Regions from separate parts of the Homo sapiens genome. Here region 2 is linked to region 1. The links are chromatin loops, found by intact Hi-C in ENCODE. Cell type or tissue: ascending aorta. All regions are shown on one strand. Each heading gives the region's core, and the rest is flanking DNA. Links, peaks and the distances in the headings are about the cores only.

Region 1 (15,245 bases), core at 3,537-11,536:
AGCATGCATGTTCAAGTTCAGGTGGTTCTGCTGTGGGTGTGTTTTGGAACACTGTATTAGACTACCCTGTTTCAAGTGATGACTTTTCAGATTTCCTTTTGTGAGATGTGGTCAGTACATTCAGCTGCTTTGGGATCATGATTATTTGACCAGATCATGAGTGTAGAAAATAATGCTGCCTTTTTTTCTTCTTTATAAATCATAATTCTTTTAATTTTATTTTCTTGCCTTGTTTTTAACATTTATTTATTTATTTATGTCCTTATTCATTTTTTGAGGCAGGGTCTTGTTCTGTCACCCAGGCTGGGGTGTAGTGGCATGATCATGGCTCATTGCAGCCTCGACCTCCCAAGCTCAAGCCATTCTCTTATCGCAGCCTCCTGAGCAGCTGGGACCACAGGCATGTACCACCACACCTGACTATTTTATATTCCCCAGGCTGGTTTCAAATTCCTGGGCTCAAACAATCTTACCGCCTCGGCCTCCCAAAGTGCTGGGATTACAGGCATGAGCCACCACGCCTGGCCTTAAAATTTATTTATTTTTAATTGACAATTTAAAAAATTAAGGAGTACATTGCAATGTACTCCTTAATTTTGTTATATGGTCTCACCCATATGTATACCTTATAAAATGATTGAATCAAGCTAATTAACATATCCATCACCTCACATAATTATATATATTTTTTCCTGTGGTGAGAACATTTAAAATCTACTCTCTTAGCAATTTTCAAATACACAATACATTGTTATTAATTATAGTCACCATGCTGTACCATAGATCTCCAGACCTCATAGCTCCTGTCTAACTGAAAATTTGTACCCTTTGACCAGCATCTCCTCATTTCTCTACTCTCTGCTTCTATGAGTTTCATCTTTTTCAATTCCAAATATAAGTGAGATCACATGGTATTAGTCTTTTTGTGCCTGGCTTACTTCACTGAGCATAATGTCCTCCAGGTTCATCCATGTTGTCACAAATGACAACTTCATTTTTATTAGTTGTGGCAAGAGGAAATGCATCCATTTCATCCTAAGGAGGCCCTGAAATCTTTCAACTTGGTGTTAAGAAGCAGAGCACAGGTCTACCTCACACCATTTGAAATAGCAATCTGCTTTCCTGGAAGGACTGTGCTTCCTGCTCTGATTCTGGAGGTCAAATGGAAACAATTCTTTGAAAGAGTGTTGAAAGCATTGGTTATTCACTTGGATCCTACAGCTTGGCCAGTGATAGATCTACAAACGCCGTGAAAAGCCTAGATTGATCCTGATTTCCTGGACAGGTTTAACTGAGTGGGGTAACAGTCAGTGGTGGTTCGGCTGCACCTAAAGCCTGAATGTTGCTTCTGCTGAGTGTCAGAGTCACAGACCCAGGCTACAGTTCTTGAGAGAAGGAGGCTTGTGTTGAGTCTAGAATCAATAGATTATGAATCTATACTTGGGAGGTTTGGCAAGGTGCCGTTTTAGGACCAGACCTAAGGTATTAATTGAGGAAAAAGGCTTTGCCTATATTAGGATCAACCACAGAGCATCAAGCCAAGGATGATATTCTTCCATTTTAAACTCTAATGGAGTTTACTCTGCTGGGTTTCAGACCTGCTTGCTATCTAAGACCCCCTTTTTTCCTTCCAGTTTCTCCCTATTTGAATGGGACTATTTGCTCCACTGTGGGACAGGAATAAGATAGATATTTCCATTCTGAAAACAGATAACTTGTCTGGTTTCATAGATTTACAGATGGAAAGAAATTTTGCCCAGGGATGAATCATACCTCAGGTCTCACCCATATCTGATTTATAGAATATTTGGATAAGATTTTGGACCTAGAGTTGATGCTGGAACGGTTTAAGACTTTTGGGGATGTAGGGAAGGGGTGAAATATATTCTGCCCATGAGAAGCACGTGCATTTTAGCGGGGTGGCGTGGGGAACTGTTAACTGTGTCCCCTAAGTTCAAGTGTTAAAGTCCTAATCCTCAGTACCTCAGAATGTGACCTTATTTGGAAATAAGGTTATTGCAAATGGAATTAGTTGAGACGAGGTCATACTGGAGTTGGTGGCTGGGGGTGGCGCTAATCTAATTTGACTGGTATCCTTATAAAAGGAGGACGCTTGGACACAGACATGCACACAGGGAGAACTCCATGAGAAGATGAAGACAGAGATTGCAGTGATGTGTCTAAAGCTAAGGAACACCAAAGGTTGCCCGCAACTATGAGAAGCCAGCGGAGAGGCGTGGAATGGATTCTCCTTCAATAGCCCTGCTTACACCTGATCTCAGGTGTTCAGCCTCCAGAACTGTGAGAAAATACGCTTCTGTTGTATAAGCCATCCATTTCTGGTACTTTGTTATGGCAGCTTTAGCAAACTAATACAGATTTTAGCAGGATTTAAAGCTTCATGGAAACAAAACTTCTCCGACAATTGTCTTCATCCCTAAGTTAATCAGCCCGAAGTAAATCCCTCCATTTTTTTAAAAAAGTTTTTACATTAGATTAAATGATTATTATTATTATTTTTTGAGACAGGTCTCGCTCTGTTGCTCAAGCTGGAGTGCATGGTGCAATTTCTGAGTGTTCTCTAAGCTCAACTTATGACGTTCCCTTGTTAACTTTGCCAAGATATTTTTGGCTTATTCTCCATTTTGGTCACTTCAGGAGTCAGGAAAGCAAGTCCGCAGTTTCCTGGTCCCCAGTGGCTGGGGCAGCTTTCAGCCTGTACACCATCTGCTTCTATGAAGACAGCTGGGCAGAGAGTTGGAGGCTTCTTATGTAAAAGATGTGAGGTTTGTGTCATGGGCTGCCACTTAAGAGGGTTTTGTTGTGGTAAGAGCTGAGCATAATAATTTTCTTTTTGATGAAAAGGGAGACCAGGCATGGTGGCTCATGCCTGTAATCCCAGCACTTTGGGAGGCCAATGCAGGTGGATCACCTGCGGTCGGGAGTTCAAGACCAGCCTGGCCAACATGGTGAAACCCTGTCTCTACTAAAAATACAAAAATTAGCCGGGCATGGTGGTGGACGCCTGTAATCCCAGCTACTTGGGAGGCTGAGCCAGGAGTATCACTTGAACCCAGGATGCGGATGTTGCAGTGAGCCGAGATCGTGCCATTGCACTCCAGCCTGGGCGACAGGAGTGAAGTTTTGTCTCAAAAAAAAAAAAAAAAAAGGGATATTTCTAAAGATGAAGCACGTGGAGAAACAATGTGTCCAGACCAGCTGTGGACACCATCCCAAATTCTTGCAAATACTAAAGAAGGTGTGTTAAACGTAGTTCAACAACTATGAGGTTGGTGCCAGGATCCTTGACCAGGGAAATATGGGCGTGGAGACACACCAGACTCATCTGAACAGGTTGCTGAATCTGATTAGGAAGGAATGCGTCCCTGATTGTACAATGCCTGGAACCCCCTGCAACGTCACCCAGGATACCACCATTAGCTTGTTCTTGTCTCAGTGAAGACCATACTGTCAGGTGTTCTACAACCTTGGATGTGAGAGAATGTATAAAATCTGGGGCTCTTGGGGATGGATGATGCTGAAGCCCGGAATTAAAAAATATCCCCTGGAGCTCGGTGTTTACTTCTCCATCCTGCTCCTTCCAAGCCAGAATCCTTAGTTACCACAATGCACAGCCCGGCAAGCCCTTGCCAACAGAAAGAGCATGCAGTTGTTTGCTTTTTGAAACTTAGGACTACCTCGTCTGCTGACTTGCCTACATCACCAGAGTTGGTGGTGAGAGGTGAAGCCAGCTGGACTTCCTGGGTCAAGTCGGGACTTGGAGAACTTTTCTGTCTTGCAAGAGGATTGTGAAGTGCACCAATTAGCACTCTGTAGTTAGCAAGGGGATTGTAAAATGCACTAATCAGCACTGTAAAAACGCACCAATCAGCACTCTGTAGCTAGCAAGAAAATTGTAAAATGCACCAATCAGCGCTCTGTAAAACACACCAATTGGCATTCTATAAAATGCACCAATCAGCACTCTGTAAAACGCACCTATCAGCAGGATCCTAAAAGTAGACAATTGCAGGGAAGATTGAAACAAGGGCATTCTGATAGGACAGAAACGGAACATGGTGGGGGACAAATAAGGGAATAAAAGCTGGCCACCGCCCCCACCCAGCAGCGGCAACCCACTGGGGTCCTTTTCCACGGTGTGGAAGCTTTGTTCTTTCCTCTTCACAATAAATGTTGCTGCTGCTCACTCTTTGGGTCCATGCCATCTTTAAGAGCTGTAACACACACCACCAAGGTCCACGGCTCTATTCTTGAAGTCAGCAAGACCACAACCCTACCGGCAGGAACCAACTCTGGACACATCTCGGGGGACTAATTTGTTCAGCTGGAGTGGATTGTTTTTCCCTGGTAGGAAAGTGTTTAAGACTTCCCTATCCAGAGAAGGCAGAGAGGGGTCTAGTGGGGAGTCATTTAGCTGTATAGGGGTGGTCTTCTGTTATAGGGAGAGGGGAGTTTGATATGTGGGAAGGGCTTCAAGTACAAAATGCTCTCAGGAGTTGGGGATGCCTAATGAACTGGATTCATAGATGAGAAAGAAAGGAGAGGGGCACTTCATCTTTCATGGTACAATCAGGAAACAAGTTCCTCAAAGTGGTTTCAACAGAGAGAAATTAATGCAGGGAGTTGGTTGCCCAGGAGGAGCTGAGAAGGCACACAGCAGATGGTGAGGCAGGTGAGAGACGAATAAGGCAGGAAGCCTCCACCAGCTGTGGCCTCAGAGGTGGGATTAGCCAGAGACCAGAAGCTGGGGCACCAGGTGGAAACAGAAACCAAACCAGGGCTGCTGAGTGGGAGCTAGAACCGTGGAGGAGGGCACTGTCTGATGGGAGATGGAGCTACTGTCCGAGATGGTGCTAGAGGTAAGAGGAAGAAATACCCTCGCAGGTCCTTATTTCCAGCACCTTTTGCTCGCACAAATTTCTGGAAAGCCATTTGTCAAGGAAACCAAGAAGGGAAAATGAGACGAAGGGCCCAGATGGAGCTGAGAGCCAACTAGCAGGTGACTGGCATGACCCTGATGAATGAGGTATTGTGTTGGGTGCCTTTAAGGGGCTTCTGTTGTGTGACCATGATGTCATTGGAGATCAGAAATGTGCATTTAGCTGTTTAAGGTCACATGAGGGCAGAGGCACATGTGAATGTGGGTTCTCTGGGTTGGGTTCTCTCATGCCATGGTGATTACGGTTTGCCCTTCTGGGGAGGAAGCAAACAACTGTCTACACTCTTTGTGGGCAAGAGCTTGCCAGGCTGTGCTTCATGGTCACTAAGGATGCTGGCTGGGAAGGAGCAGGATGGGATGCTTGGGCAGAAGAGGGATACAGCTGAGGAGTTGCAGGTGGGTCATGCAGGTGGGTGGTGGTTTAGTGCTCCCGCCTGAGCTTCATGGGCTCTCTAGCCCAGCTGAGGTCAGGTCGAGTACCCAGCACCCTGTGATAAAAGGAGGGCCTGCTCATTATGGTGACATTTCTTTCCGTGGTAACTGTCTGAGCCTTTTGCTCTGGACTGAAGATAAAAAGCCACCTCTTTGTGGGAGGAGGCCACATAGACAGGCCAGGGCTGGGAGAACAATGGGCAGGTACTCCACTGGGTTCCCAGCAGCAACATTGTAGGAGCAGCCATGTGAAAAACGAGAAAGTGGGTTTTGGCCATGGTTTGGGTTATGGAGGGAGAAAGTGAGGGAAACCTCCAGGTCATGCCAAGATTTCAAAGCAGGAGCGACAGCTCTTTGGCCCAAGTGCAGGCACAGCCCTTGTTGTAATGCTGTCTGCCAGGCAACGGCTACATTCTGGGAAGACAGAGGCAACCCCCAAATCCTTTGAGCTCATCTCTTTTTGACTCACAGATGGATCTCCCCCATGAGCAACACTTTGTGGAGTTTTGGAATGGATTTCGTGTTGCAACAGTGTTTTCTAGCTGGTTGTCTAATTTAAGTGGTGAGTCTGCAGAATGTCCAGGGAGGATTTGAATTCAGATGATAAGGCTGCATGGATTGCAATGCTGACAGATTTATGCACAGCATTGCAGGAAGGTCTCCAAGTCACTGAAAATGTTTCTGAAGGTCACTGCAAACTCTTTGCGTGGGACATAATCTATGAAAGTTTTGAGTTCTCCTTGTTTTCTCTAGAGTAATGATTCTGAAATACTGTTGCTAAGTGGTCAAAGCTACTTTTCTCAGCCCTTTTCTTTCTCCTCTCATTTTCTGTTGGTTCCTTCTGGAAGGAAGGAGAAGCATTTTCTCACTGAAGCAACATCTAAGTTACAATGCCTCATGCTCACCATTGCTCCAGGCCCCAGGGTGCTTTGCAGTTATGCAGTCCTGTCTAAATGAGTGCTCCAGTGGATGACAGAAAATGCTGCTTCAAAGATGTTAACCTGGATGCATAGAAAATTTTCTTGTTTTTTTGTTTTTTTTTTTTTTTTTTTTTTTTGAGACGGAGTCTCGCTCTGTCCCCCAGGCTTGAGTGCAGTGGCATGATCTCGGCTCACTGAATAAGTGTTGACTATAGAAAAAAAGAGAAAATTAGAAATGGTACCTTGACTCTACACTTCTAACAATCGCAGTCTGCTGTATTCTGGTAGTTTCCTGATGCGAAGGACGTTAAGCAACGTGTGTGTGTGTGTGTGTGTGTGTGTGTGTGTGTTTTAAATCTAGGATTGAATACAGACCATCTATTTTGGGTCTGAATGACCCAGTCTGGCAGTGGGTGATCTCATTCCATTGGACAATTTGGTCCAAAAAGCATTTCATTAATTACACTCAGCGCAACAACTTGCCCAGGAATCTGCTTCTGTGCTTGGAGAATAATCCCACTTTATAAACAATCCACTTTATTTAGCACAGGCCTTCAAGAAAACACCAGACACTGACATGATGAATTGCTCTCTTGGGAGCACGGGTGGGTGAGACTGGGGAGGAGGATGGGAAGTGAGAACTTGGTCCGTTTACCGGAAGACAGCAGCACACAGATCTGCTTGCACCCTGTACCTCATTGTCTAGGATAACAGGATTCCACAGCCTTGCCCTGATAGAAGCAACTCGGCAATTAATGGGTTGATGGCCCACAGTCCTTCCAAGGAAAACCCATGTTTGCTTGCTGCAGCCACGTGGACAACAGGCAGGCTCACCACAATGCCTGCAGGCCCTTCCTGGTCTCTCAATTTCACTCCTTCAACAAGCGTTTAGCAGATGCCTCCTCCTTATTACCTTCTGTATTAGGTGCTGGGGATACACTGGGAGAAGGTTCTTGTTCTTAAGGAACTTCTGATCCTACAGCAAGCCAGTGATGAGGGGAGAAGTGGTAGAATGGGGGGGATTCACAGCATGAGCACACAGAGGAGGGATACTCACTATGGGGCAGGGAGTGGAGGCTGGTGCTTAGTCGTCAGCATTCATTCTCTGGAACTCTGTGGACCCGTGCTTCTATATTTGCACATAGTAAGTTCTAATTTAACCATGAATTTTGGAAAAACCGTGATCATAGAGTTTCTTTCTCTGTCTTCCTTTCTCATCTCTTCCTCCTTTCTCTCTCCTTATGAACAGCGGTCTTTTCAAAGTTAGCCCATAGGATTGGGACCAAGCCTGAGATTCCAAACAGTGTTGGAGAGGGTGGAGTGTAGAGAAGCACCTGAGTCTCATGGTGAAGTTAGAGACAGGGACCCCGAGGCCTGGCATGATTGGAAGCAGGGCACAAAGATGAGTGTAGAGCAGAGGCCAGCGGGAGGGTAAGGAGCCTGGAGGTCAGGAGGCCTGCAGAGGGGAGAAGAGCAGAAACAGGGTCGGGAAGTGCCCCAACCCAGCAGTCCCTGCCTCCGCAAACAAGACTTGCTGGACACCAAGGCAGCCTCCTGACCTGACTTGCACACCAGTCACACACTTGCCTCCCAACAGGAATGACTAGACTCCGGAGCTCACCTGAGGCCTGCAGGTAGGAGCTGGAGAAGGATGAGGTCGGGGCGAGGAGTTCGCGGAAGCATTGGCAGGCCTGGACTCTCCTTTGCGCTGTTTCGTGGTTTATTTCCCAGCTCTAAACAAGGACGTCCTGCAAACTTCTGATGGGTTTGGTTTTGTGGTAACTTCTTAGAGAGCTCAGAGCATCAAGGAAGAACATTTCCTCAGGATGCTGAGGCGTGGACTGGCTTTCATCTCAATTTTCTTCAGCTGATTTCCTTCAATGTTGTTTTTCTCTTTTGAACAAAAGAATATGCTGTTTGTTCGGTCACATGGACTTGTGGTTACTCACCCGTGGAAGGAGGCCACCCCTCGAGACTCTGGCAAGAGCAGGGGAAATTCCTTTCAACACCAGCCCCGAGGAATTCTCATGATCCTGGTTTCCATTTTGGTCAAATTAAAGATGAAAGGACTCGATCCAGCACTGAGGAGGACGATAGTTTTGATTCTGAGGGAGACACAGCTAGATGAAAAACCAGGCTAACCTTTTATCTGGTATGAGAGTGGAGAGGCACATCCTGTGACAAATTGAGCATCCATTGTGTGAGGAATTCCTGCTTCAGGCCCCATCTCAGAAATCAAAGCCTTGTAGGTGAGGAGAAACAACCGTGAGGCGGCAGGTTTATTTATTTATTTTCCCACCAAAGTCTTAGATAACTTTACTGGGTGCCTGCCTTCTTTTTGGTTTTGTGTTTGCATAATTTTAGAAATGCCATTAGGAATAGCTGCTTTCCTAGAGAAAGTTTCCAGTTGGTAAAAACAGGACAAGCTGTTTTCGATAATCATGAACCTTTTCATTTGAAGGGTTCTTTTCCATACTCCTGACTCCCACCACCTCTGATATAGGTAATTCCATGAACTTTAGCACTTCTTGATTTGGTATTCTTTAAAAAATTTTAAATTGTGGCAATATACACATAACATAAAATTTAACATCATATCCAATTCTTTTATTTTTAAAAAGATTTATTTATTTATTTGAGATAGGGTGTCGCTCTGTTACCCAGACTGGAGTGGAGTGGTGTGATTACAGCTCACTGTGGCCTCAACCTCCTGGGTTCAAACAATCCTCTCACCTCAGCCTCCTGAGTAGCTGGGGCTACAGGCTCACGTCCCCACACTGTTTAATTTTTTAAATTTTTTGTAGAGATGGGATCTCACTATGTTGCCCAGTCTGGTTTCAAACTCCTGGCCTCAAGCAGTTCTCCTTCCTTGGTCTCTGAAAGTGTGGAGATTATAGGCATGAGCCCCTGTGCCTAACCTCCGGAAGTCTTTCCATCCTCCCGAACTGGAACTCTGTACACGTTAAATCCTAACTCCCCACTTCCCTAGCCCCACTCTGCAGTCCCTGGCATCCCCTTTCTACTCTCAGTCTCTACGAGTTTGACTAATCTAGGACCTTATATAGGTGGAATCAGCAATACTTGTCATTTTGTGACTGGCTTATTTCACTTAGCATAATGTCCTCATAGATTTGGCATTCTTTTACTTTGTCTTTAAAATACTATTTCCTCTTAACATCCAAGGGCTAACTCATTTAAACTTTGGAAAGGTCATCAATAAAATTTAAAAATATTTCCTAAGCCTGGAAATTGTAAAGACAAGTATGGATCTGTGAAACACCCTATTGCTTGCAGCAGAGCGGAACATCTCAGAGGTGAAAAACCAAGTGAAGAAGAGGCTCGTGTTAAGTGGCGCCAGCTGGGAACGTCCTGTACAGTAGGGCGCTGAGCCCTCAGGCCCGCAGCCAGGGGTAGGGGATTCTCTGCAGATGTGCCCTCCTCATGGCTGGTGCCGGTGGTCACGCTGCTCTCCTGGGGCCGTGGCGACAGCTGTCCATGGAGTAGGGCTGGCAGCGGCTCTGGAGGGAGGCATCTGCCCGGGCTGTCACCGGAGTGAAAGAACAGGAGGCAGCTGCGCAGAGGCAATGGCAAGGACAGGAGCAGAGGACACAGAAAAAACACCCTCGATCTCCTTGTGTGCTTTCCCCCAAAGCACAGGCCCCAGCCTGGTCATCGTGCCTCCCCAAAGTCAGGGAATACCCCAGAGGCTGTTCCTCCTCTCCGTGTTCAGGCCTGGCAGTCTGTTCTTGGACAGAGAAGGCTCATGCCAAGGCAGCTGCCCGGCAGTGTCACACGAATGCTGGAACAAGGGGGGCTGGGTGAGGACACCAGACCATTCATCTCACAGACACGGCCTTTAAAAGCTCCTTGAGGTTTTCTTATGTCTCAGTAGCAATGCAAATAATCTCTAAGAACCGTGACACCATCTTTTTCAAAGACATGTAATTTGCTACTGTCAATAACACGGATTTCCCACCCGAAAGAGCCAATGTGTTTTCTCGCTATTTATCAAATCTTTTATACTCTGATGACTAATGGAAAATACAATGGCAATTTGTTACTGTTTTGGCATTGTTTGCTATCAGAAGTGACACTGGAACAAAGGGGTAATAAGTTATGGTTGCATTCAAAGTTTATTCTCTCCTGCGGGAGTATACACACTCACATATCAATAGGAGTTGATAACTATAATGTGTGTAGCCTTTATGAATTATCTGTGTAATAATTTTCACTTTAAAAAAGCATGTTCCCATCCGTCAGTTCATTTCGGCATCACGAGAATGTTTATGATATTGTTTCAGTTGAACAGAACGAGACTTAAAGGAGAAATGGCTTGTCGAAGGCCCTATAGGAAGTCAATTGGGGCTAAAATTAGGTCTCCTGAGTCTTAAACCAGGGCTCTTTCCACTAAACTGTACTTGAGAAGAAGGTGTCAGAACCACAGGAAGCATGGTGAGAGATGTGTTTCTTTCTCCTGCTGACTTCTCCCCAGCCCCAGCCCAGACAATTCTGAAATGTTAGAGTAGTGATTGCTTGAGAACCAAGGGGACTATTTGGCTGAGCTGTTTAAAATTGCCGTTTTTAAAAGATTAAAACAGTCAAATATCAACAATTGCAAATGTTTCAAACTAATTGCTCTCCCCAGATTTATATAAGGTTATATTTCCCGTGTAGCGTCAAATTGGTCTTTTTATTGGTTAATTTGGCTGGTCGCTTTGCTTTCAATTTTGCTGCCCCTTGGTCTGAAACAGCCAGTGACCTCAGATCATTGTTTTAGTGGCTTCTGTAACCAAATCGAGCCAATTATAGAGGCAGCTGGCCAAACCATGCAATTAACCCCAAGCAAGGCAATTCAGGGTCATGTAAGTATGACTCACAAATGACCAGCCTATAAGAATTTTCAACAGGTCTAACCTGCTCTTGGTTACTGCACATTTTGCCTGAAAAAACAATTAGATCATATTCTTTTTCTGTTCATCTGGCATACGTTTGCATGAGTTCTGGTGAGTGGGAGATTTCCAAGGCTGTTACAGGGGGATCATTAGAAAATCAGGAGGGATCTTGGCCGAATGTCAAGAATGAAGGAGCAGCAAGTCAAGCCGCCAAGGAAACACACATTAGAGTCATTCGTTCTCACCACTCGGCGGAAGCTGGTAACTCGCTCCACTGGCCAGGCTTCCCACCATCTGGAGTGGAGTCCGGGTGCTCCTACCAGGGATGGATGAGCTCCAAGTGCAGGCAGCCTGGCACAAGGGCCGCGGCCACCAATGCTGGAAGATAGAGCCTCCTGCTTCCTGCAGACAGCAGAGCAATGAGGATGGCGCTTTGTGCCTTTTCTGGTTACAAGGTGCTATTGTGAATCACTTGATGTTGAGCGTGAAATTACATGGAGCTGTGAAGCCTTTGGTGCTGCCGACTGGGAGGAGCAGTGTTTCCAAGGTGTTTCTCTGTGTCCCTGTTTCTGGCAGCGAGGGCTTCATTTTCACTTTGCGTTCCAAGTGGGGAGAGTTTACAAAAGGGCAGGGCAGAAGAACAGTGGTTCCCACAGAAAGATTACAGATGCATGGGCTAATGTTAGAAAGACAGCAAGGGGCAGCTGCCCACAATCCCGGCAGGAACGTGTCAGACCATGCTGGAGGAAAGCAAAGTCAATGGAGAATGACTTGGTGCAGTGGAAAGTCAGCTCTATGGACCAAAATCCTTCAGCAACCCTGATTTGTAACATTTGCCAATATCTGTGGTGTAAAAAATACTCCCACTGTGGCCAATTTCAAATTGCCAATAGCTTAACAACTGGCTTGCAAAATTTCTGGGTGTTTGATACTCTTCTCTTTAGAGCCTGTGTGAGTTGGCTCCAAAGAGGCACTGAGTGGCTTAAAAACGGAAATCAGGCAAATGTATAAGCAAAGTTAAAGTTTACGTAAGGATATTGGGGTGAGAAGCAAGTGTCTCGGAGTGACCCATCCCCTGCCCTATTTCGTTTGCCTCCCTTTTTTGTAAGTTCTCCAAGGATCAGCACTCCCTTGACCAATCACAAGCATCCCAGTCCCAGGTGACCTAACCCACTCAGGCCCCACCCCTGCAGTCCCTAGAGCTGGTGGTCTTCCTACAGACCCCCTTCTACACTTGCGTGGCATCAGCAACGCGTGCTGCACCTGCAGTGCAGAGGTCTCGGGTTCCAGCAGGCAGGCTGAGCACTGAGGGCAGGTTGCTTGTCTCCTGGAGGGAGCCGTTGAGGAGCTGTCACTTCGCTGGAGCATGTATTGGCCTCAGATTCCTCCCCTAGCGGGCTCCATGCATAATTTTAAAAAGCCAATTGCAGGAGTAGGAATTCAGTTCAATTGTGGGGAAGGTAGAACCCAGCTTTTAGGTAGTGTGGGTTTATAATTCTATAGGATGGGCTTATTCAGAAATAAATTCATGTGACTCTGAGTGAAGAATTGAGTATCTAATAATAAATTTTTCTTCCAGTTATGCAACCATTAGTGCTGTGTTTGTGTTTTGGCCAACACGCTTTTTAAGCTAGGCCTCAGTTTCCTGAGTGCAAAAATGAGTGGCAGAAATGAACTGAGGTCTGAGGCTTCTGTCTGTCCTGGCATGCTGTGGTTCTGGGACGCTAGTGGTGCCAGGGCACCGTTTCCCCACACTTTTCCATAAAGTCTTCAATCCCTTTATACATTTGATTGTTGGTTTTTGTACTCCTGGGACACCTAGTGCTCCACTGAACATCACTATTTAGCTGTGCCACAAACAAGGTATTTTTTGGCTACACAAACTTGGAGTGCACTGTAGGTCAAACTAGCACTTTACTATGAGTTTTCCTTAGAATCTCTGATAGTCCAGGGTACATTGTGTATGTCTGTTTCCAAAAGGGAAACTCAATGCTCATGGATTCCCAAATGTTTTAACTGCAAATCATCTTGTTGTTTTTTTTTTAAATACTGTATTAGTCTCCTAGTGCCACAAATTGGGTGACTCAAAACAACAGAAATTTATTTTTTCACGGTTTTGGAGGCTGGAAGTCTGAAATCGAGGTGTTGGTGGGGCCATGCTGTCTGCAGGTTCTAGGGAGGGGGTCAGCTCCATGCCCTTGCCTTTACTTCTGCTGTTGCCAACAATCCGTGGGGTTCCGTGGTGCATCAGCGTCACTCCAGCCTCTGCCTTCACAATCAGGTATGCTCTCCCTGCATGCCTCTGTGTCTCCTCTTCTCTCTTATAAAATCACCAATCCTATTAGATCAAGGCCCAACCAAATCTATTATGACCTCACTTTACCTTCATTACATCTGCAAACACCCTATTGGCAAATGTGGTCACAATCACAGGTACCAGGGGTTGGGATGTCACCATATGTTTTGGGAGGACACAGATTCAACCTACAGCAGACAGTTTTTAACGTTTCCTAAAAGTGGGACTCCAATGAACAGGGCTTGGGAAATGCTGTCCCCAAAATTGAAAATTTATTAATAATTAGGATTCACTAACCAGATACATGATAAAACCTTTAGGCCAGGGGTTCTGAACCTGATACCAAGGGATTCATGGTCTTGAATGAGAAAAAAAATTATTTATTTGTACTAATTGCTAACTGAAATTTAGCATTTCTTTCACGTATGAGCATAGGCAACAAACCACAGTAATATCAGTAGTTCCTGTGAATTTGTTACCAAAGAAATCACAGAAATTTTCTTCTCACACTATAGTTGTTGCAGATATCTTGGGAAGTCACTTATTCTCGTTGCCATTTCAAAATCATGGTGGTTATTAGAGCTGCCAGTAGACCTTATTTAATGTGTTAATGAGGAAACAAATGTAATAATGTAAAATATTTTAGTATCTTGATAGCTGTATTTCCTTTTAATCATTTGTGTTTTGTTTATTGAAAACACTATTCTGGCCTGGTGTGGTGGTTCATGCCTGTAATCTCAGCACTTTGGGTGGTCAAGGCAAGAGGATCACTTGAGTTCAGGAGTTCGAGACCAACCTAGACTGTATAGTGAGATCCCGTCTCTACTAAAAATACCAAAATTAGCCAGGTGTGGTAGTGTGCACTTGTAGTCCCAGCTACTTGGAAGGCTGAGGTGGGAAGATCACTTGAGCCTGGGAGGCAGAGGTTGCAGTGAGCCATGATGGCACCACTGCACTCAAGCCTGGGTGACAAAGTGAGACCCTGTTAAGAAAAAGAGAAAGAAAGAAGGAAAGAGAGAAAGAAAAGAAAGAAAGAAGAGAGAGAGAAAGGAAGAGAAAAAGAAACAAAGAAAGAAAGAAAGGGAGGGAGGGAGAAGGAAGAAGGAAAGAAAAAGAGAAGAGAAGAGAGACCGTAAGCTTTACCAGCCAGCCAAAGGGGTCATGCCCTAAAAATGTTAAGAATCTCTGTCTCCACTTATGGCTCTCATAGCCCAAACAGGCCAGCTTCCCACAGAGGGTTTAACCAAGAGATACACAATAGCAGAATCTTTCCATTTTTACAATTAAAATACAACTGATAAATCAGTCAAATGTGGATATCATCATTTTATTTGTAAATAAAATATCAAAATAGGACAAAATATAAAAATAAAATGCACAGAGGCACAACAAAATGTTCCATTAATCCAATAATCTTCCATTGTTTTCACTGTATTCTTTATAAATAGGTCACATTACCAAGGAAAGATTTGTCTAAATATTGAGTTCATTTGGAAACTCTCGATATGCCTTGGAGTATCTGAATCATTTACCAGGAAACACATTTTGGTATGTGTATGTGTTCAAAGATATCAAATAGTTGAATATATTCTGTTCCTGTAAGGAATAGATCTGGGTTTGCCCAAGATAGAGGGGTTTCCTGAGACATGGGACTTCCCCTGCAAAAACTGGGAAGTCCTGGGCAAACAGGGAAGAGCTGGGCCAAATTTCTCAACTTCGTGTATGAACATGGTTGTGCTGCGGCC
Region 2 (15,245 bases), core at 2,325-10,324, 50 kb before region 1:
TTCAGTGGGGTTAAGGCACTCTTGGAGGGCACCTGTCATTCATGCCAGGGCAGTGGCCCTCATCCTTTTTGGCACCAGGGATCAGTTTTGTGGAAGACAGTTTTTCCAAGGACTGGTGGGAGGGATGATGGGGGAGATGGTTTCGGGATGAAACTGTTCCACGCCAGATCATCAGGCATTAGTTAGATTCACATAAGAAGGACACAAACTAGATCCCTGGCATGCACAGTTCACAGTAGGGTTTGTGCTCCTCTGAAAATCTAATGCTGCTGCTGATCTGATAGGAGGTGGAGCTTAGGCGGGGGTAATGCTCACTCTCCCACCACTCACCTCCTAGTGTGCAGCCCAGCTTCTAACAGGAGGTGGACAGGTAGAGGTCTATGGCCCAGGGGTTGGGGACCCTTGTGCTAGGGTGTGAATTGCTCAGTTTCTTCTTCTCCCAAGCACCTGGCTGAGATCAGCCACAGTGACTTTAGTATTTTTGGAGAGTAGACTTTGGAGAAGGATATTTCCAGGAAAGGCGCCATAACTGGGAATTTGGGAGAGCACGGGAGAAGTGGTCCAGGTTTGACTGAGCTGAGAAGCTGGTATTAGAGTAAGAGTAAGTGGAGGTTAGGGCAGAAAGAAGGAAGAGACGACACCATGCCTAGAATTAGGCTCTCAGAACCTTAGGCTGTTACAACCAGAAGGGATCACTGGAGATCATTCTCCCTGCAGTGTTCCTGGGCTGGAAGTCTTCTCTTCACGGGGCACAGAGAAGACTCATTTCTACAATCTCCATTCACTACATACCACCTGGCAACTGGCAGCTGTCCACAATATTGAATATGGAGAGGACAGGTCAGGAAGGCACATGTGTGGAGGGAAGTATGTTTAAACGGTGGCTAATATAGCAGATATCTCCTATTTGTTATCTGTTCATCAATCTCTCTTCCTTTTTTCTGGCAGCATACCCTATTTCTTTGACACCAGAAGTGGGTATGTGACCCAGGATGGGTAAATAATTTCACTGATGTGACCATGGTCACTGTTCTGAGGGGTACACTCAAAGTGAGCCAAGCTGAGCTAACTTGTGTTTTCCTGCGGTTTTGAAATTGGAGCTGGGAGGAAAGCTCTTCCTCTCTGGTTGGAGAGCTGCTAAAGATGTGAATCAGAGCTGCTCCCATGAACCCACCCCAGTGAGAAAGTGGATTGGCTGGGTGAAGTCCACACAGAAAGAGAAACTGAGGCCAGAGCACAGTGGGTGAACCCCGATGGGGTCTGAGTCCCCAGCTTGGTGGTCTGCGTGGCTGTCTCCTCTTCTGCCTGTCCTTCTCTTGGTTTGCTCCCATGAACTTAGCTTGGATTTCTGCCACTTGGATTTCTGCAACCAGAAGAGTCCTGACTAATTCAGGTAGAGCTTGGGTTGCATTAAATCTTGTGAAGAATATAAGGAGAACGAAAAGGGTTGGAAAGCTATGTCATGAGCAGGAAGAATGAGAAAAGGAATCGGTCCATGACCCAGAGAAAATGGCACAGTGCCATCTGATGATTAAGAAATATCAAAACACCTTAAATTATCTTTGGTCATTACTTCCTGAACAAGAATCTTCTTCAGATTTGAGAGGAGCAAATAAACTTGGCTAAAAGGGAAATTGAAATCCAAGATAAACGAGAAAACAGTAAGAAAAGACCACCAACATTTGAACAAGCTTATTTGAGCCGTGCTGAGTCATCCCAGTGGAGTGTGGACACCTTTCCATGTAATTTGGAGACAAGTTCTACTTTTGGAGGAATTGTGACAAGGGGGTGACATGCTGTAAAAGTGGAATGAGTGTTGGAGCAATTGTGGAAAGGTGTGGGGGATCCAGGGTGGAGGTCTTAGACCCTCCAGGGAAATATCACACCTTGATGTTAGCAAGGTGTTCCACAGAGCCCTTCATGACCAGCTTGTGGCTGAACCTCCCGTCTCAGACAACTAGAAATGGAGAAACAGCAGCATTGCTCAGTGGGTGGGGAGTAATGAGAGGGGGTGACAAGGGAATGAATTTTGTTTTGGCCAGGCTGCTTTCGAGGTGCCTGCAGACCATCTGTGTGTGGCTGTTCAGATGGCAAATCAAACATTTTGATCTAGAGCTCAGAAGAGAAGTTGGGGCTGGTGAGGCAGTTCTGGAGATGGTGAGTAGAAAGGGGGAAGGCGAGTAGAAAGGGAGAAGGCAGATGGCAAATGAAGCCCCCTGGGGATTCCACACATAGAGAAAAGAGAAGAGCAGGTGCAAAGCCAGAACCTTGGGACAGCTTACATTTGAGGTGGAAGAGAGGAGTGTGTGTGGTGTGGCGGGGTCGGGGGGTGGTGTGGAAGAGAAAGAGGGAGAGAGAACGGAGGTTCAGAGACAAGAAGGACTGGGGGTGGCGAAAGGGAAGACAGCCTCCAAAAAAGGAGGCAGTGGTCAAATGCTACAGGATGGCACCGCTAATAAGAAAGATGATCCTTGGTTCTGGATGAGGAGGTCACTGGTGAGCTATGAGAAATCTGTTTCAATTAACAGTGATATAAAAGTTGAATAGAAAGAGGGAGTGGATGATGAAAAATATCTCCTCCTTTCCTTCCTCTCCCAGTCACTGTCTTTCCTCACTTCTCATCTCTTATCTGCCCTTCAGTAGTCTTTCAACAGGGTCCTGCTGTGGCTTTCTTCCTGCGTCCACACCAGCTTCCACGCTGCCCCCAGGCTTCCCTTCCCAAAGCACGGCCTAAGGAAGAACATGCGACCCCAACCCTGGTATTTTAGTTGGAGAAATGCTGACTTCAGAGTTCATGCAAGTGAATCCTGACATCTCAGCAGCCTAGCATCCTGTAACTTCCTCACTCAGGAAAAGTCCCTTGGGAAGTGGGGCTGGGTGGGAGGCGGTGGTGTGCTCCCCGGCACACAATCAACCAAGGATGACGTTGGTGGAGGTTCTGTTGTCTCCATGGTGTGCTCCAAGCTTGCCATGGGTGTTGCCATCCAAACTAGCAGAGAGAGAGTGTGTCCAGGCAGAAACCCCTGGATGGAGGCCCAGTCACGGCCTGAGGAGGTGGGATTCAGGCCAGTCCTGGAAGTGGTGTACATTACATCACTTCTACTACCTTCTGTTGGCCAGCATTGAGTCACATGGTCAGACTTAACTGTGGGAGAAGCTGGGGGAATGCAGTCCAGCTGAGTCACGCGAGGAAAGGAGAAACGTAGCCAGGCTCTGGTAGTCATGACCTTCTAGGCCTTGCAAACTTGAACCCAGTCTGCTTTTGCAGTTCCATCTTCTTGGAGTTTGACCCAACTCCAAGGCACAAGAGAGCATAACTTAACTGCTCTTTAAACATACCACGTACATTCACTTTCCCCCTCCATCAAGAATATCCCTTTTTTTGAGACAGGGTGTCACTCTGTCGCCCAGGCAGGAATGCAGTGGTGCAATCTCAGCTCACTGTAGCCTCTAACTCCTGGGCTCAAGCAATCCTCCCACCTTAGCCTCCCAAATAGTTGGGGCTATAGGCATGAGCCACTGCACCTGGCCTAAGAGTATTCCTCCTCCCAATACCTACTGACTTGTTGAAATTTCACTCATGCTCTAAGCTAACCAGAGGCATGCCACTGGTTTTACAGAGCCTTCCTCTGAGTTGCAATGATTTCCTTCCTTTAGTAATTTGTTAGCTCCAGACCCTGTCACTCCTTGCCTCCTGCTGGTATCGTAGTTACACATGTTCCCGTGGCCTTCTGTAGGCACTGACTGCATACTCATTCAGGGCATGGTTAAGTTATAGTTATCTTGCTCACTCTATAATTATGCTAACTATAGGGCCTACCGTCTCAAATCAGAGCGTGTGGTCTGAGATGTCTTCCTGTACATGCACCAGGATCAAGTGGGTAAAATACTGGATACCGGCAGTCTTCAGGAATATCCCGGAACAGGATCCTGAAGATGCAATGGAAACCCAATGTATATTGTTGTTCTGGAATGGAATTGAATTACTGTTATCACTGAGTAACATACAAAGCAAGAGAAACTTGCAGGGACTTTTCAGATCATGCCTAAGCTGGCTTGGGACATTTCCCAGGGCACTGGTTTACCCGGCTGATTCCTAATACCCCTAGACTGACTTAGCCATACTGAAATGCCCAGACATTTCATTGAAAATGTACAGAAATCAAATACAGCAGAAACGTGATGTTTCATGCTCGGTGTTTTGTGCTTGTGCGTGACCATTTGAATTGGCACTCCTGGGTCCTGAGATGACTTGAAGACGAATGGTTTTATCTCGGGTCTATTATGGTTCGTTCAGCAACTGGAAGCTTGTTTACAGCTCTGTGGCCGAGGGCCTGGGAACTGTCTGTGAATTATTTTGTCAACAAGTCAACCAGGGATGGCTGGCTTTGAGTCTGCTTTTTGCTTATATTTGACCCTCAATTATGAGATGTTCATACAAGGAAGGCATTATTTTAATAATAAAAATGTTTGCAGGCATCTGTTCCATTCATGGCTGAGATTTTATTGGCATTCATTGGAGTTGAAGTGAGAAGGAGCAAGTGAATTGGTTGAGCTGGGGCTTGGCCTCTGAGGGGAAGGGTCTGGGTTGCAGTGTCCTGGGTGGGCTCCTGTCTGGTGGGACGGAAGATCACTCCCCAGCCTGCCACCACGTAGTCCTCCTCCCTGAGCTGTGTGACAGGGAATGTGGTTAAAGGATGAATGAGTCATGTGGAACTGCCACATGGCTGGTCCTCCTTCCCCAGATCCTGAGAGAGCCTGCGGGGAGCTCGGTGGGCATTTGTTAAAGGGCCCTCCATCCAGCCCAACGCCCCAGATTTTCCTTTTCCCACATTCCTGTTAAAATAGCAGATGTTCCAAGACACGCCTCTGTGTGCCTGTGCCCGCTCCGGTTCCTGTCTCTGGAGTGCGTCCCCCAGCCCCCAACCGTCTGACCCAGCTAGAATCCAAAACAGTCTTCAGTCCTCTCCAGTAACACTTCCTTCATTCTTCTTCATGTTGGCCTCACCCATTTATTTATTTATTTACTTGTTTGTTTATTTATTTAGAGACAAAGTCTGGTGCAATCTTGGCTCACTGCAACCTCTGCCTCCCAGGCTCAAGCCATCCTCCCACCTCAGCCCCCACTCCGAGTAGTTGGGACTACAGGCGTGTACTGCAACACCTGGCTAATTTTTGTATTTTTTGTAGAGACGGGGTTTCACCACATTGTCCAGGCTGGCTTCGAACTCCTGAGCTCAGGCAATCCTCCCGCCTCAGCCTCCCAAAGTGCTGGGATTACAGGCGTGACTTGCTGCATCCAGTCTGCACTCAACCAATTATGAACTCAGAGTTCTGGGGTCATTAAAATTTTTTTTTATTTTTGGTAGAGAAGGGATCTCTCTGTTTCCCAGGCTGGAGTGCAGTGGTATGATCATGGCTCACTGTAGCCTCAAACTCCTGGGCTCAAGTGATCCTCCCATCTCAGCCTCCCCAGTAGCTGGGACTATAGGCATAAGCCACCATGCTCAGCTAAGTTTTTAATTTTTTTTTCTTTTAGAGATGGGGTCTAGCTATTTTGCCCAGGCTGGTCTCACATTCCTGCCTCAGCCTCCCAACAGGGAAGACAGGTGCCTATGAGCATGTACAGCTGGGTTCATCTTTAGTACCTGTTGGTGCTGCTGCTGCTGCTTTCTAGACACCAGGCCGGGAGCTTCACCTCTCTCAAGGCAGACTGCCTAACTGAGGGCTTCCCTGGCCTAGGCTGTGAAAAGGGAAGAGTAGTAGCCCCTGCCTCCTGGGACTGCTGGGGGGCTATACAGGTAAACCACGGAAGAGCGCATGCTCAGGGCCTGCATGTGGCTGGGAGCTGGCTCAGGACTCCTGGGAAGAGGTAGCTCACTTTGCACATAAATAGGCAGTGAGAGAGGCGGGGGACGCACGCAAAGCTCAGAGCCCAGGTATGTTGGGAAGGGGCCACGGAGTCATGTGTCGTGGTTGGTGGGAGCCAGGGCTGCTGCTGGTTCTCTCCTGATAGCTGATGGCCATGGTGATGGGGGGCAAAGTCCAAATGGCTTGTCTGGGCAGAAGTCCCTGTGGGGGTCGATCCTGGGCCAGAGGAGGTGGTGCTCATCCTCATAGAGAAGAGCTTTCCTGCAAAGAGAGCTGTCCACAGATGGACCGTGGAGCTCCCTGGCCAGAGAATGGGAGGAAAGCTGAGTCTCCACAGGGTCGGGCCCCGGGAGCACAGTCACCGTCTCCTGGCTTGTCCCCAGCGCTGCTGGAAGGGTTGTACTGTACAGTGGAAGAAGAATGTAAATATCGTTGCACACAGGGATTATTTTTACTGGTAGACGTCATGGTCCTCCTCCTCCTTTAAGAACAAGTGTTGGGTGTGGGGTGGGGGCAGATCAGACCCTGCCTGTTGGAGACAACAGCAGAGACGGAACTGTGGGAGGAAGGGAGGCCAGGACCAGCCAAGAGGGCTGGCAGCTGGCCCCCCCAATCCCTGCTGCGGGGGCGTCCTAGTGAAGTTTCTTGCCTCCTCAGCCCTCTTGTGCCCTCCCGAGGTCTTGCTGCTTTTCAACCATCTCTGGCCTGAGTAAAGGTGGGGCGTGCCCCTGGGGTGGGAGGGGGGCTGCTGGGCTGAGGATCCCACACAGGGTGGACCTTTGTTTTGTGGGGCGGGGTCGGGTACAAGGTGGGCCTGGCATGGAAAAATTAAAGGCCGCCAGAAGGGAGTTGGCAGGGGCCGCCCGTGAGAGCCCATGCCTCTGAAGAGCTATTTATAAATCGGGCACAGGGCATTCAGCTTTCTGGGGCTTCCCTTCCTCCAGGGCATGGTGGGACCAGCGCTCCTGCCCGCTGGGGCTGGGGTTGCCAGGCTCCTCGCCTGGCCATGGGAGCTGCATGGTGTCATAAATGGACTCAAATGCCACAGTTAACTGTGGCTGGTGTCTATTTTATGTCAGAATATGGAGGGGTGGTGGGTGGTGGGCAGGGTGGAAGTGGAGTTTGCTTTTTTCCCCATTTGCTGAGGACATTATTTTGAACAAAAATATGTTCAGAGGGTTGAGAGAGAGCATCAAGTAAAGCTGTTTTATTGACAGTGAAATCATAGCTATTGAGGTTAACTCAGGCTGTTCATAAAAGCAACCCTGAAATAAGTGGCTTAAGAAAACAAGCTGCAGAAAGAAACAAATGAGAGAATTCTGCAGTGACCTTACAGGAAGAAAGTGTGGGCTGGGTGGAGCCCCAGACTGCAAGTGAGAAGCTCTGGGCTTAGTCCCAGTAATCGCTCTTACTGGTAGTGTGACCTTGGGCCAGTCACTTAACCACTAGGCCTCCATTTTTCCCTCTGTAAGTTCACCTAATCATCACTGCACTGCCAGCCTCACTGAGGTGCTATAAGTCTGTCTTGGTAAGCAATATTAAAATATGGGTTTTGCCCCAGCACTGTGGATCATGCCTGTAATGCCAGCACTTTTGAGGCAGTAGGATGGCTTGAGCCCAGGAATTTGAGACCAGCCTGGGCAACATAGCAAGACCCTGTCTCTAAAAAAAAAAAAAAAATTAAGGAATCATGCTGCTATAAAAACACATGCACACGCATGTTTATTGCGGCACTATTCACAATAGCAAAGACTTGGAACCAACCCAAATGTCCAACAATGATAGACTGGATTAAGACAATGTGGTACATATACACCATGGAATACTATGCAGCCATAAAAAATGATGAGTTCATGTCCTTTGTAGGGACATAGATGAAGCTGGAAACCATCATTCTCAGCAAACTATCGCAAGGACAAAAAGCCAAACACTGCATGTTCTCACTCATAGGTGGGAATTGAACAATGAGAACACATGGACACAGGAAGGGGAACATCACACACTGGGACCTGTAGTGGGGTGGGGGGAGGTGGGAGGGATAGCATTAGGAGATATACCTAATGTTAAATGATGAGTTAATGGGTGCAGCACACCAACATGGCACATGTATACATATGTAACAAACCTGCATGTTGTGCACATGTACCCTAAAACTTAAAGTATAATAATAAAAAATGTAGGTTTTATGAAAATCCACTGCTTTTTCTTGCTGGCTATGTGCACAATCTCTGTTCTACTTTTTGAAAACTGGCATCTTGCTTCTCCTGCGTCATGCCTGTCTATGATGCTGTTTCTCTGTCTCCTCAAACAGCCATTTGCTCTTGCCTCATGGCTGACTTTGGGGTGGTGCTGGGGAGGCTGGCTTTCTTAAGAGAAGCATGTGAAAATTTCTGTCTCTCTACCCCTCTGTCTGTCTCCCTGTCTCTCTCCCCACTCTCTTCTCATTCTCTTTGTGGTTTGAAGGATCAAATTCAACAGAAACTTCATCCTTCCAGTTGCTCCAGCCCAAACAAAGCCCTGGATCCCCCAGGACTCCTTCTGTCTTTCTCACCCCAATTCAATCCACGAGTAAATCCTGTAGACTGCATCTTTCAGGTTTGCCCAGAATGTAAGCCCTCCTCCTCCACGGCACCACCTCATCTGAGCCGCCATCATCTCCTGTCCGGATTGCTGCAATAGCCTCCTAAAGGGTCTGCTTCCACCGTCACTCCTTCAGTGCATTTTCAACATAATAGCAGGGTGATCCTGCAAAAATGTAAGCCAGATCCTGCCACTCCTGTGCTGCACTCTCTTGAGTCACAGTCGAGGTCTGGCCCCTCATTTCCTACTCTCCTTCCTGTTACCTGCCCTCTCCCAGTCATACACTCCTCTGTCTCACCCCTGCACATGCCAGTGGTGTTCCCACCTCAGGGCCTTCGCACTTCCTGCTCCCTCTGACTGCGCTGTTCTTCCTCCAGTCAAAAATGGGTCTCTTTCTCTCACCTCCTTCAGGTCTTCCTGAAATGTGAGGTCCACCCTGACCATCCTACTTAAAATGGCATCACCCACTTCCCCTGGGTCTTTCTTGTTTTAGTTTTCTCCGTAACAGTTACCACCATCTATCATACTGTATCTTTTACCTATTTACTGTGTGTCCCTCCCATACTCACCCTAGAACGTAAGTTCCATGGGGCAGCGATTTTTCTTAATTGTGTTCACTGTCCATTCTCCTTTAACATCTCCCCTTATAAGAGGAGTTAGGGAGTAATCCCTCATTTTCTTTTGTCTGGAAGAATTTTTCTTTTGTCCGGAAGAATTTCTTTTGTCTAGATGATCTGGTCCTTGAAAATTTCACCTCACCTGTAAACCCATGGGGGCTTGGTACTTTTTGTGTGTGTGTGAGAATAATTTTTCTTTAATAATTATAGCATTATTCAAGTTTTACCTTTTGGTTTTTTGCTTAAGTCAGTTTTAATAAATTATGTTTTGTAGATATTTATCTAAGTTTTCAAAATTTTTGGCATATTGTTTTTGGTCATATTCTCTTATTATGTATTATGGATACTTTATGTATAACACCCCCCATTTCATTCATAATATTACTTATTGTGACTTCTATCTTCTTGTCTTGACAAATCTTGAAAAGTTTATCTGTATTGTTAGTTTTAGTGGCGAACCAGTTCTTAGCCTTTTGATTCTTCTCCATTGTATTTCTGTTTTCTACTTTGTTGATTTTGGCTCCTATTTTTATGTTCTGAATTCTAATGTCTTTGAGTTTGTTGGTTCCTCCTCACTTCTTAAGACTAACACTTAGCTCAATAATTTTGGGATTTTATTTCATTCTAATATACGTAATTATCTATTAACTTCCCTCAGAGTACACGTTGGCTGCATCCGAGCAATTTTGATATTTGCTATTTTTATTGTCATTCAGTTTTAGATATATTAAATTTTTTATTATGATATTTCTCCTTTAACCCATGTGTTGTTTAGCAGTACTGCTAAATATGTAGTCATTTAAAATGTATACTTTAAACTTCTAATTTAATTTCATTGTGGTCAGAGTTCCTAGTCTGCTTCATATCTAAGTTCAAAATGTGTTGAGACTTTCTTTATGGCTTAGTACATGCTCAAATTTTTGCATATATTCCATGTGTTCTTGAGAAAAATGTATATTCTCTAATACTTGAAGGAACTCAATATATCCATTAGATGTCAGCTGAGTGGGTCATAACTTGAAATTGAGTGGTTCATATTTTTAATATCCTTGCTGATTTTTTTGTCTTCATCTATCAGTAACTGAGAAAGCCATGCTAAATTCACTTAGTTCCAAAAAATTTTACCTAATATACTTGAGGCTATTTTATTTTGTGCATTTATGTTTAAAGTTGTTGTCTCTCTTTTTTTTTTGACAGTCTCGCTCTGTCTCCCAGTCTGGAGTGCGGTGGCATGATCTTGGCTCACTGCAACATCCGCCTCCCAGGTTCAAGTGATTCTCCTGCCTCAACCTCCTGAGTAGCTGGGACTACAGGTGCTCACCACCATGCCTGGCTAATTTTTGTACTTTTTAGTAGAGACAGGGTTTTGCCATGTTGGCCAGGCTGGTCTTGAACTTCTGACTTCAAGCGATCTGCCCATCTTGGCCTCCTAAAATGCTGGGATTACAGGCGTGAGCCACCATACCCGGCTTGTTCTCTTCTTGATGAATTAAAGTTTTACTACTTTGTAGTGATCCTCTGGATCCCTAATAATGTTTCCTGTCTAGGAGCCTGGCTCATATGATACTAATATGCTACACAGCTTTCTTTTTGTTCATATTTGCCTATCATGTCATTTTCCATCCTTTTGCTTTCAACTGTTGTATGTCCTTATGCTTGAGTGTCTCTTATAAATAGCACATATCTGGATTTTAAAAATTCAATTTGTTAATCAAGTGAGTGGTGAATTCCTTCCAAATACATTTATTATTTATAATTATTATATTATATATTATAAATATAATCATTTATAATTATTTAATTATTGATATATTAGACCTGTTTCTACCTTCTTTATCTCAAGTTTTCTTTTTTTATCTTTTCTTGCTTTTGAAAAAAATGAATATTAATTTCCCTCCCTATGAGATAAGAACTTGAGTTTAGCCATCCTCCTTACCCCTGGCCTCTCTTGAAGAGGATGTGTTCGTCAGCTGTCTTGTTGATTCCGCCTCTGAGCTTGTTTTCCTGAGAGAGTACTGTACTGGTTTTTCCTCCAGCTCCACACCGGAGAGTTCCCAGGGGCTCAGGGAGGAGGGGGTGAATGCATGAGGTGCTGAGCTCCCTACTCTGAAAAACAACTCCTAAAATCAGGTCCTGACTTTTGCCCTCTAGAGAGAAGCAGAATTAGGAGAGATAGATGCTCTTAGAATATAATTCTCTAGCCCTGGGATTTGGAGAAGGAGTGAGAAGCCTGCAGCTTTAAAATTTCAACTTATATATTTTTTCAGCTCCTCACCCAGATTGAGTTTCTGCAAGGTCTGATTTTATTCCTGAGGACACGTGAAGCAGAGGCTCGAGGGCAGGAGCAGAACCCTGAGGATTCCTTGCCCATGTTATCGCCTGTAGCTGCTCTTGCTCTAAGCCCAGGCCTCCTCCTACAGCCACACATGTCCATAAAAGCACCCCCTTTTACTCTTGGGTTTCTTAAAATGTCTCAGTGCACATCTTCTAAGTTCCCAGGTTACCTTCAGGAAAGGGCCTATGCTGGAGATTGACAGCCCCTTGAAAGAAATCCTGCAAGTCCCTTTCTCTATGTGGAGCGCTCTCTTTTTGCTGCCACCCTACATTCCAGCCACGCTGGCCTCCCCGAGGAGCTCGGCCTGCACCTTGGAGCTGGTGCCCTTCGGGCTGCCCTCAGCTGCTCCTCTTGTTTTTCTCTCCTTAGCCTTTCCTTTATTCTGCAAAACCACATTCCACTCAACTCACGACTTATCCTGCAGAGCTTTTCCCAAATCATAGCAACTCTTGATCCAATGCACTCCACCTTGACCCAGATTTCTGCTCTATGGAAACCAGGGAGAAAGGTAGAGGGGAGGAGAGAGGCGATGATGAACCTGGTCATGGCGTTTGACAGCCCTTCCCCTCCCCCACAGCATCTATTTCCACTCTGCCCCTCCAGGACAGTCTTATTCACAGCATTCTGTTTCAGGGGAAGAACCATTTTCTTCAAAATCCTGATTTAAGAGCCTTCAGAGTCAGGGACACAGGGCTCAGTGGAAGGCAAGGATGATATTTGGGCTCAAAATGGGAGTTATAAGGGAACGTTGGGAAGAATGATGCTTCCTTGCATCAGCCTGCTTCCCTTGCTCTCTGCCTGGAACACCAGAAATCGGGATGTTCTTCCTACGCAGGGGGATGGAAAATTCACCCTTGGAGGGACTGTAAATTCTCAAGAGAAAACACCTTCAGACATTGACATTTTCCCAAAAGAAAAATCATCTTTCTGCTGCTTTATCATTTTCCGAAGGCAACCACTCAACACGTTCTACCCATGCTTACAGGACAGCCAATTTTAAGGCCCCTATCTTAGTTAAATATGAACAAACAGCTAAGGTGATCACCATGCATCCAAGGACAACTTTCAACATGAGAGGCTGAAAGTGGCATTATCTCTAGAAGGGACACACCTGCAGGGATTGGAGGAAAAGGAATCGAATTACAATAGCGTCCTTAGAGAAGATGAACAATTCGAGAACAAGAAAAAACTCTTTGGAATTACAGATAAGAAATCTGAAACAAAGACTTCAGAAAGAGTTGGAAGACAAAGGCCCTCTCCTAGAATGAAAAGACAAAAAGACAGACAACTATTAGATAAGATGGGAAGGTGTTTTCTGGAGTCCCAATATCTTTCTGGAGTTCTAGGAAAAGAGAATAGAGAAAACAGACAGGAAAAAATTTTAAATAAAGCGTGCATGAAAACTTCCTAGAAAAGGACTTAATTTTCCAGTTTTAATGGGCTTATTATAAGAACCTAATTTAGTGACTAAAAACTTTCAGAGGAATAAAAATGGTCACAAAGAATCAGGCATTAAGATCACATCAGGTTTTTCAGTAACAATGCTGAATTAATTCAAAAAATTGAATATTTCTAAAAATCTGCAGAAAAATTATTTCAGTATCTGTAGAGCTTCTCATTCGATTATAATGAGGGACATGCAAAATGTGTAAGGGTGAACTCATATCTCCTGGGCCTAAACTGCTTCCTAAATTTTAAAAATCAGTTTTATTGGGGTAGGATTTATGTATGCTAAAATTCACTAATTTCTATTTTACAAGTCTACTATTTGATGAGTTTCTCTCTCTCTCTCTCTCTTTTTTTTTTTTTTTTGAGACGGAGTCTCCTCTGTTGCCCAGGCTGGAGTGAAGTGGCACAATCTCAGCTCACTGCAACCTCCGCCTCCCAGGTTGAAGCAGTTCTCATGCCTCAGCCTCCTGAGAAGCTGGGACTACGGGCATACGCCACCACACCTGTGGCTAATTTTTATATTTTTAATGGAGATGGGATTTTGCCATGTTGGCCAGGCTAGTTTCGAACTCCTGACCTCAGGTGATCTGCCCACCTTGGCCTCCCAAAGTTCTGGGATTACAGGCCTGAACCACCGTGCCTGGTCTTTTTTCTCTTTTTTTGAAATTAAAAAGAAAATTTCTGGCCAGGTGTGGTGGCTCAAGCCTGTAATCCCCAGCACTTTGTGAGGCCGAGGTGGGTGGATTGCCTGAGCTCAGGAGTTTGAGACCAGCCTGGGCAACATGGCGAAACCCAGTTTCTACCAAAAATACCAAAAATTAGCCCGGGGTGGTGACATGCACCTATGCTCCAGGTACTCAGGAGTCTGAGGTGGGAGGATCACTTGAGTCTGGGAGGTGGAGGTTGCAGTGAGCCAAGATCATGCCACTCCAACTTGGGTGACAGAGTGAGACCCTATCTAAAAAAATTTTTTTTTAATTTGAATTTTAAAAATAAAATTTAATTCTATTTTGTTAAATTTAATTTAATGTTACCCAGGCTGGTCTCAAACTCCTAGGCTCAGGCGATCCATCTGCTTCAGCCTCCCAGTGTTGGGATTATAGATGTGAGCAACTGTGCCCAGTCTATTTGATGAGTTTTGACTAGTGGTTCTCAACCAGAAGTGATTTCACTCCTCCAGGAGATGTTTCGTAATGTCTACAGACAATTTTGGTGGTCACAACTTGGGAGGGGGTGTGAGTGTGATCCTCGTGTTGGATAGAGGCCAGGGCCACTGCTGAACATCCTGCAGTGCACAGTAAAGTCCTGCAACAAAGAACTATGCTGCCCAGAACATCAGCAGTGCCAAGGCTGAGAATCCCTAGTTTTGAAAATATACAATCATGTATCCACCACTACAATTATGATACAGAATGCTGCTATCACCCGAGAAAATTTCTTGGACTCCTTTTCAAGGGGATTAATTATCCTTTCATTTACTTCCTGAACCCTGACTACCACTGATCTGCTTTCCACCACTATAGTTTTACTTTTTCTAGAAGTTAATATAAATAGAGTCATATAAATAAATCAGCCCTCTGTATCCATGGGTTCTAAATCTATGGATTCAGCCAACCATGGATCAAAAATATTTGGGCAAAAACATTGTGTCTGTACTGAACATGTATAGACTTATTTTTTCTTGCCATTATTCCCTAAACAATACACCATGACAATGATTTTTGTTTACACTGTACTAGGTATTATATGTAATCTAGAGATGATTTAAAGGATATGGGAGGATGTGGGTAAATACTATGCCATTTTATATCTGGGACTTGAGCATCAGAGGATTTTGGTATGCAAGTAAGGTCCCAGATCCATTCCCCACGGACTACATAACTATAGTCTTTTGAGCGTGATCTCTTTTATTGAGCATAATGTTTTTGAGATTCATCCATGTTGGTGCATATACCAGCCATATATTCTTTTTTACTGCTATATATTGTTCCACTCTATGACTGTATCATAGTTTATCCATTCATCTATTGAAGGAAACTTGGGTGGGTTCTTTCCAGTTTGGGGCGATTAATGATAAAGCTGCTATGAACATTTGTGTCTATGACTTTATGTGAACATACATTTTCATTTCCTTTAAATAAATGGATAGGAATGGAATTGTTAGGTCATATAGTAAATATAAGATTAACTTTATAAGAAACTGCCAAGCTTCTTTCCAAAATGGTTGTACCATTTTACATGCATATCAAAATATATGAGAGTTCCAGTTGCTCCATTGCTTGTCAACACTTGGGATTATCAGGTTTTTTAAATTTTAGCTAATTTAATGCATATGTTGTGATATCTCATGGTATTTTTAAATTACTTTTTTTGGAATAATGTGTTGAATATCT

The links. Hi-C counts contacts between places; a loop is a spot of excess contacts. Peaks named below come from ENCODE experiments on the same cell type or tissue, not always from the same donor. Only the 100,000 strongest peaks of a DNase experiment are listed, where the experiment ranks them.
Region 2: it touches region 1 in a loop (2.4-fold over the local background); 2 of 110 quality-filtered maps call a loop at or near these places.

What each region holds. Positions count from the first base shown.
Region 1 is chr6:4,603,501-4,618,745 of GRCh38, reverse strand. KU-MEL-3 (a long non-coding RNA gene) reads right to left here and starts at 8,181. Exons shown (of 2, transcript NR_122107.1): 1 at 7,934-8,181; 2 at 6,827-7,768. In ascending aorta, for the core only: no CTCF peak of the experiment used is centred there; DNase peaks (open chromatin) are centred at 5,825, 8,295, 11,115, 11,495 and 1 weaker place; H3K4me3 peaks cover 683 bases; H3K27ac peaks cover 2,196 bases.
Region 2 is chr6:4,652,153-4,667,397 of GRCh38, reverse strand. No RefSeq gene overlaps it. Among named protein-coding and RNA genes, the nearest start is that of KU-MEL-3, 49 kb to the right of the region's middle. RefSeq lists enhancers at 3,029-3,323, 6,138-6,956, 11,100-11,671, 11,672-12,243. In ascending aorta, for the core only: a CTCF peak has its summit at 6,504; DNase peaks (open chromatin) are centred at 3,057 and 6,311; H3K4me3 peaks cover 712 bases; H3K27ac peaks cover 1,838 bases.